3 separate regions of the Homo sapiens genome follow, and regions 1 and 2 are each linked to region 3. A link is a loop called in an ENCODE intact Hi-C map of the cell type or tissue named here. Cell type or tissue: natural killer cell. All regions are shown on one strand. Region 1 holds the start of TMEM216 (transmembrane protein 216). Region 2 overlaps SDHAF2 (succinate dehydrogenase complex assembly factor 2). Region 3 overlaps TKFC (triokinase and FMN cyclase).

Region 1 (2,500 bases), 56 kb before region 3:
CACCTGCCAATACAAAAGCCAGAGTTTGCAAACAGCATATAACAGCACCCACAAGAACTGCCACACACTTGGGAAAAAAGAGGACATCAGTCTCAGCTTTCCATGAACTAGTTAGTGAGATGTGGGCATTATTACAGCAGCAGGATACATAAACTCACAATGCGACTCAGGCTCATTATTATGGTGTTTTACTCCTAACTCCAAAAGTCTCTGGGGACTCCACTCTCCAAAATGATTGGATGTACATGGGTACACAGGCCACTGAATAGTTTCTAAGGGTCACCAGTGGGCTTACAGTGGAGCTCAGCAAAGAGCAGTGATGTGGGCAGAGTCAGAATGGAGAAGCCCACATTTCTCAAACTCAAGAAATTCTTGCTGAGGGGCTGCCTATGGAATCATACTCAAAGAAGCCATCTGATGAGGAGGCCTGCCTTGCAGCGACAAAGAACTGCAGGGGGCAGAAAAGAACGGAAAATAAGAAGGTTCTTGGTAGGAATTGGCTCTGAGCTGAAGTGGGGAAGGGATGCTGTCGTCAAGCCCCAAGCCTTCCTTACCTTTATACAGAAATATGAAAAGTTCCAGCAGGAAATAGGTAGCATTATACCACCCGTTCAGAAAGAACAGGATTTCCAGCGGGGTGGAGGACAACCGTTTACCTGAAAAAGGAGCACAGAGAAGTGGGATGGGCCGGAAGGCAGCTCCCTCTCTGCTCGTATGGGTTGGTGTCTAACTTTGGGGAAACTAGACGCTGCAACTAATGGGACCGGCCACTCAGGGGCACTTCTGGTTGCTGATAATGAGGGGGCGAGGGTACGGGGGTGGGAGTGGAGGGGGCTTCCCTCCTTTCCTAGGAATCACCGTGAAACTCGACTCTTCGGCTTCAGGAATAAAAGTCAAGAGGTAACTCGCAGCTGACAGACATCTCAAAGATCTCACTCTGTCACTATTTGGGAGGGGAAGTTGGGGCGCAGAGACCAACAGATTCGCACCTGAGCCAGCCTAGAAGTGGCCCAGCCAAGGATCTGCGTTTATTTGAGCTGTGCACCTTGAGACCTTCAGGCACCCAGGGTGGGCGGGACCGCGGAAGCCGGCTTTGGACCAGGGAGGCGCGACGTCCCTAACGCTAGAGAATGGAGGGTTTAGGTCAAGCTCTGGGACAGAGGTGGGAGGGAGCGACCGAAGGGAAAGGGACCAGCGACTCACACACCTCCGGAATCTCACCTCGCGGCGCCATCTTCAGTCCCCGTGGCAGCATACGCTGCCACAGCGGCTCCCGGAGCAGCGCGGCGCTGCCGGAAACAGGGACGAAGCGGCCTGGGTTTCCGGCCCCTCTGCCCGCCCGCGGCACTCTGTGGTCACCCGGAGCTGGACGAGCTCGGGCCTGGCCGCAAGTGGCCCTCGCTCGGATGTCCCCTCTCCAGACCTAAGGGATAACGGTGACCACCCACGACGCCGTCGTCTGCAGGACCTCAGGGGTGCGGGGGAGGACCTTGGAGGCTCTCAGACTACCGGGCGTTGGGCGGAAGTGGCCAGTTGTGATAGTGTTACCAGGAGATTGGCAAATAGGTCCTACTCCCACGATTCTCTTTTTTCAACGGAAGACAAGAAAAGGTGTGAGCGACGGATCTCTGCAAATGCAGGGTGGAGTTAGCATTGGTCTTTTCTGCGGCCGATTTACCTACCAGGTAGAGACACGAAGGAAATAGAGCGTCCTTTCCAGGAACACACATAAATAAAATGAAACGAGTCACCACGCGATCCATAAAGTGGTGCAGTGGGAGCTGAGAGGACAAAGTGCTCCCAGGTGGAAATCTAAGTTAGTTTCCAAGAGACGGCCTGTGAGCTGGGCTTCAAAGCCTGCCTGATCCGGATTTGCAGCGGTAAAAGCGTGTTGCTGGCCGGGCTTAGTGGCTCACGCCTGTAATCCCAGCACTTTGGGAGGCCGAGGTGATGGATCACCTGAGGTCAGGAGTTCGAAATCAGCCTGGCCAACATGGCGAAACCCCGTCTCTACTAAAAATACAAAAATTAGCCGGGCGTACTGGCGCGCGCCAGTAGTTACAGCTACTTGGGAGGCTGAGGTAGGAGAATCGCTCGAACCCGGGAGGCGGAGGTTGCAGTGAGCTGAGATCGCGCCACCGCACTCCAGCCTGGGCGACAGTGAGACTCTGTCTCAAAAAAAAAAAAAAACAGAAAACTGTGTTGCTGCAGGCAGGGGAGTGCAAAAAGAAGGGTTTTGAGAGGACTCAGGTTGACTTGACTTGGCTGTTAGCCCGTTGTCAATCAGGGTAAAGCAGGAAACAGATGGCACGCTCCAACCAGGTAGCCTGAGGAAGGTGACTAAGCTTTATTTTATTTATTTCATTTTATTTTTGAGACGGAGTTTTGCTCTTGTAACCCAGGCTGGAGTGCAATGGCGCTATCTCTGGTCACTGCAACCTCCGCCTCCTGGGTTCAAGCGATTCTCCAGTCTCAGCCTCCCAAGTAGCGGGGATTACAG
Region 2 (2,500 bases), 99 kb before region 3:
GCTCCTAGCTTCTACCTGAGACAGAAAGAGAAGACTGAAAAGTATGTATAATGTTCGGACTTTTGGGGGGATCAGGTTTCTGTTTTGTTTGAATCTAAGTGCTAACAGAAAAGGGCAGCAGGTTGAGGGAGAACAAAGAACCATGGAGAACAAAGGTGACAGTTTAGACTGGCAAGCACTCACTCCCTCATCACTCATCCTTGGCTCAGTGCAGAACAAGCAGGAGAAAACTCCCACCTCCCAGCTTCTCCCTAGGGAGGGAAACAGGTGCAGTATGCATCCAACATTCTAGCTTTTTGGGGCTCTCTGGGGGACTGGTTTCTGTCTCTAAGCACTTGAAAGGATCTAGCACACTCTAAATGCCTGGGTGGCCTGCTGCTGATCCAGAGGATCCCTGAAACTGCAGAGAAAGGCCAATACAGCCCAGTGGCCTCTCCCAGGGTTGAGGGGAGTGGAGTGTGCATCTAATATTCTGACTTTTTTTTTTTTTGAGACGGAGTTTCGCTCTTGTTGCCCAGGCTAGAGTGCAATGGCGCGATCTCGGCTCACCACAACCTCCGCCTCCCAGGATCAAGCAATTCTCCTGCTTCAGCCTCCCGAGTAGCTGGGATTACAGGCATGCCCCACCACGCCCGTCTGATTTTGTATTTTTAGTAGAGACAGGGTTTCTCTATGTTGGTCAGGCTGGTCTCGAACTCCCGACCTCAGGTGATCTGCCTACCTTGGCCTCCCAAAGTGCTGGGATTACAGGCGTGAGCCACCACACCCAGTCGTAACATTCTGTCCTTTGGGGAAGCTACCAGAGGGACTGGTTTCTGTCTTGCCCAGCTTGGGGCACTGATGGGACATGGCATACTCTAAAAGTCTGGAGGCCACCGACAGCTGGGAGACTTGTAGCAGCTCCAGAGAAACTGCAGTATCATACGCAGACACTAGAGGGAGCAAGAGATTATGGGCTCCTGAAAAAGGAAACCGGCAAATCCCTCTAAATGGGAATTTACATCCGCAAGTCCAGAAAAGACACATCCTCAGTAAAGGATTGAGAGGCCCTTGGAATCTCTATCCATGCTGACTAGTGAAGGCCAATCACCAGTACAAAGACCAGGAGAGACAGATGATTTTTCAAATGTAGAAATCACCAGTACAAGTTACCAAGCACATGAATAAAGAGGAAAACATGGTCCTATTAAAGGAACGAAATACATCTCCAGAAACTAACCTTAAAGAAACAGAAGTATATGAATCACCTATAAAGAATTCAAACTAGCCATAATAAAGATGTTCAATGAGCTTTGGAACATTGAGAACTTGAACATTGAGCTTGAACAAAATGAGAAAACCAAAAAAAAGACAGAAAACATTAAAAAATAACCAAATGAAAATTTTGGAGCTGAAGAATACAGTAACTGAATTGAAAAATTCACTAGAGGAGGCCAGGCACGGTGGCTCATGTCTATAATCTTAGCACTTTGGGAGGCTGAGGCTGGAGGATCGCTTGAGCTCAGGAGTTCGAGAACCAGCCTGGGCAACACAGTGAGACCCCGTCTCTAAAAAATAAAAATACATAAAAATTAAAAAATTAGGCCCGGCGTGGTGGCTCATGCCTGTAATCCCAGCACTTTGGGAGGCCAAGGCGAGTGGATCAAGAGGTCAGGAGATCAAGACCACCCTGGCTAACAATGGTGAAACCCCGTCTCTACTAAAAATACAAAACATTAGCCGGGCATAGTGGCGGGCGCCTGTAGTCCCAGCTACCTGGGAGGCCTGAGGCAGAAGAATGGCGTGAACCCAGGTGGCGGAGCTTGCAGTGAGCTGAGATCGTGCCACTGCACTCCAGCCTGGGCAACAGAGCGAGACTCCGTCTCAAAAAAAAAAAAAAAATTAAAAAATTAAAATAAATTAAAAAATTCACTAGAGAAAATCAATAGTAGACCTGATCAAGCAGCAGAAAGAGTCAGCAAACTCAAAGACTGGTCATTTGAAATTAGTCAGGGTTTTTTCTAAAAAAAAAAAAAAAAAAAGGAATGAGAAGGAGTGAAGAAAGCCTTAGGGACTCCATCAAGGAGATCAATATACACATTATGAGAGTCGTATAAGAGAAAGACAGGGGCAGAAAGCTTATTAGAAGACATAATTGGCTGGTCTCAGTGGCTAATGCCTGTAATCCCAGCACTTTGGGAGGCTGAGGTGAACGGATCACCTGAGGTAAGGAGTTCAAGACCAGCCTGGCCAACATGGCGAAACCGTCTCTACTAAAAGTACAAAAAGTAGCCAAGCATGGTGGCGCGTGCCTGTAATCCCAGCTACTGGGGAGTCTGAGGCAGGAGAATTGCTTGAACCCAGGAGGCAGAGGTTGCAGTGAGCTGAGATTGTGCCATCGCACTCGTCTCAGTGATAGAGTGAGACTCCATCTCAAAAAAAAAGACATAATGGCTAAAAACCCCCAAAGTTGGGGAAAGAAGTGGACATCCAGATTCAAGCCTAACAGATCTCAATTAAC
Region 3 (2,500 bases):
TGGCTGCAATACAAAGAAAATGGGGGAGTGGTTGCCTGCAGTGTAAAATATTTTAATAAAACTGGGGCCCAACACCTTCTTCTGTCAAAAGGAAGAAAAGCCTCAGGCTGAGGCTCCTATGCTGGGGGAGGAGCTGAGCAGGTTCCACAGCCACCGCTGCTCCCTGGTGCTCCAACGCGGGGCAAACATTTCCCCAGCCTCTTGGTATGCCAGGCCCAGCACTAGACACTATGTGTAGAGATAACAGCTCAGGTGCAGTGGCTCATGCCTGTAATCCCAGCACTTTGGGAGGCTGAGGCAGGCAGATCGCCTGAGTCCAAGACTTTGAGACCGGCCTGGGCAACATGATGAGACTCCATCTCTACAAAAAATATGAAAAATGATCCAGGCATGGTGGTGCATGCCTGGAGTCCCACTAGTCGGAAGGCTGAGGTGGGAGGATCACTTGAACCTGGGAGGTCATGGCTGCAGTAAGCTGTCATCGTGCCACTGCACTCCAGCCTAGGTGACAGAGTGAGACTCCATCTCGGAAATAAAAAAAGAGATAACAATGCTGTTCCTGCCCTCAGTGGAAACACAGCAGAGGTCACAGCCATGTGTAGTGGGCACTGCTACACGAGGAGCGCACGTGCACCATGGGAGCATAGAGGAGGGGCCGCAGCCTCCCGAGGGGCCTGGAGGTCTCTGGGAAGGATAAGCAGGACCGGGGTAGGGAAAAAGGGGGCAGGAGACATGGGAGGAGGGAAAAGGGAGGCTCTTCCAGCCAGAGGGGGAGCATAAGCCAAGGCCTGGATGAGTGAATAGTGTGGTGGTGCCAGGAAGCACGGGTGACCAGCAGGAAGGGGTGGGGAGGAGAGGACTGGCCACAGGCAGCCTCAGGAGGGGTTGTGGACAGGCTGGTGGAGGGTTACAGAGCAGTGCCGCCAGGCTTGGCTGAGTGGATACAGGGTGCAGACAGAAGTGAGTAGCGTGGGGGCCAGAATGGAGTGTGGCTTGAGCTCTGCTGTTACAGGGACTTGGGTTCAAATCCCACTTCTGCCTCTCATTAGCTGCAGGAACTCAGGGAAGATACATCATTGTCGGGAGCTAAAATTCTTCCTCTGTAAAATAGGGATTTACTAGAACAGAGTATATGCCCATGATATAGTGGAAACTCAATCAAATGAAGCTACTCCCTTTTTCAAACAGGCTGTGAAAAGCCAGAGTCTGCTGAACAAGGGCTGCAGCCCCTGGCTTTGTCCTGAAGACAGAGTGAGACTGGGGCCCAACGTGGACTCAGAGGGCTGGGCTCCCACCGCCACCTGGTGGCCCGGTGGGAACCTGCAGCTGAGCCAGGTCCTGGCAAGGTGAACTTCCGGCTGTGGCTTCTTCCTGAGCTTGCTAGCACCAGCTCCTTTGTACAAAATTTGGCTCTGCTGCCTCCCTGCCAACCTGTCCTGCATCCAGCCAGGGCCAGGGCTAAGCCACCTGCTTCAGAGTAGCCTAGGTCTGTAGGGAGCAAGAAGAACAATAAGATTGGTTCCATTTGCTGAGCAGTGACTAAGAGCCAGGCCCAGTTCTAAGTGTTTTTGAGCATGTCTCATTTAATCTTCCCAACAGGCCGGGTGTGGTAGCTCATGCCTATAATCCCAGAACTTTGGGAGGCCAAGGCGGGTGGATCACCTGAGGTTGGGAGTTCGAGACTAGCCTGATCAACATGGAGAAACCCCATTTCTACTAAAAATACAAAATTAGCTGGGCGTGGTGGCACATGCCTGTAATTCCAGCTACTCGGGAGGCTGAGGCAGGAGAATTGCTTGAACCTGGGAGGCGGAGGTTGTGGTGAGCCGAGATTGCGCCATTGCACTCCAGCCTGGGCAAAAAGAGCAAAACTCCGTCTCAAAAAAAAAAACCCAAACTAAAACAAAACAAAACTTCCCAACAGCCCTATGGAGGAAAGATGAGCCCAGTGAGGAAACTGAGGCACAGTTAAACTATTTTGCCCAAGGTCACACAGCCAGCAGGTGTCCAGGTCTGCCTGGCTCCAAAGCTGGTTCCCTTTTGGCCATATCATGCTGCTTTCTCGAGGGGCTGGAGGGAAGTGGAGGGTGACAGAGGTTGCCCTAGAAAGGACATGGGTTTGTGGCTCTCAGAGCCTACCAGGGACTGGAACACACAATGAAGTTGTGAGTTGGCCTCACTCCAAGCCCAGCCTCCAGCAGCACTACCCTCCAAGAAAGTGGCCTGCTCCCCATCATGATAATCTGTCTTTTACAGAGCCAGAAGAGGGTTTAGGGACCAGTGCTATCCCTGGTTTCAGTGGCCTGAAAGGATGGAAAAGGAAAGGAAGTCAAGTGAGGCCTCCAGGACTCTGCTTGATCAACACCACACAACCACTGGAGGTAGGCCTTAATTTGCCTTATAATGCAGATGAAGAAAAAGAGGCGCAGAGAGGTCTGTAAAAGGTCATGCAGCTGGTCAGTGGCAGGCTGAAATTTGAATCCAGATATGTTCAAGGCTT

What was found. Hi-C counts contacts between places; a loop is a spot of excess contacts. Peaks named below come from ENCODE experiments on the same cell type or tissue, not always from the same donor. Only the 100,000 strongest peaks of a DNase experiment are listed, where the experiment ranks them.
Region 1: a loop joins it to region 3, with 5 times the contacts of the local background. A loop is called at or near these places in 105 of 110 quality-filtered maps.
Region 2: it touches region 3 in a loop (5-fold over the local background); 26 of 110 quality-filtered maps call a loop at or near these places.

The regions. Positions count from the first base shown.
Region 1 is chr11:61,391,387-61,393,886 of GRCh38, reverse strand. TMEM216 (transmembrane protein 216) reads right to left here and starts at 1,300. Exons shown (of 5, transcript NM_001173990.3): 1 at 1,222-1,300; 2 at 555-656; 3 at 1-3. The coding sequence starts at 1,255. RefSeq lists an enhancer at 574-1,535. In natural killer cell, no CTCF peak of the experiment used is centred here; DNase peaks (open chromatin) are centred at 466, 1,246 and 1,576; H3K4me3 peaks cover 1,589 bases; H3K27ac peaks cover 1,981 bases.
Region 2 is chr11:61,434,113-61,436,612 of GRCh38, reverse strand. All of the region lies in intron 1 of SDHAF2 (succinate dehydrogenase complex assembly factor 2), which reads right to left. Among named protein-coding and RNA genes, the nearest start is that of SDHAF2, 5.2 kb to the right of the region's middle. In natural killer cell, CTCF peaks have their summits at 752 and 957 (motif pointing right); a DNase peak (open chromatin) is centred at 942.
Region 3 is chr11:61,335,192-61,337,691 of GRCh38, reverse strand. All of the region lies in intron 2 of TKFC (triokinase and FMN cyclase), which reads right to left. Among named protein-coding and RNA genes, the nearest start is that of TKFC, 3.2 kb to the right of the region's middle. In natural killer cell, a CTCF peak has its summit at 1,302 (motif pointing left); a DNase peak (open chromatin) is centred at 1,311; H3K27ac peaks cover 363 bases.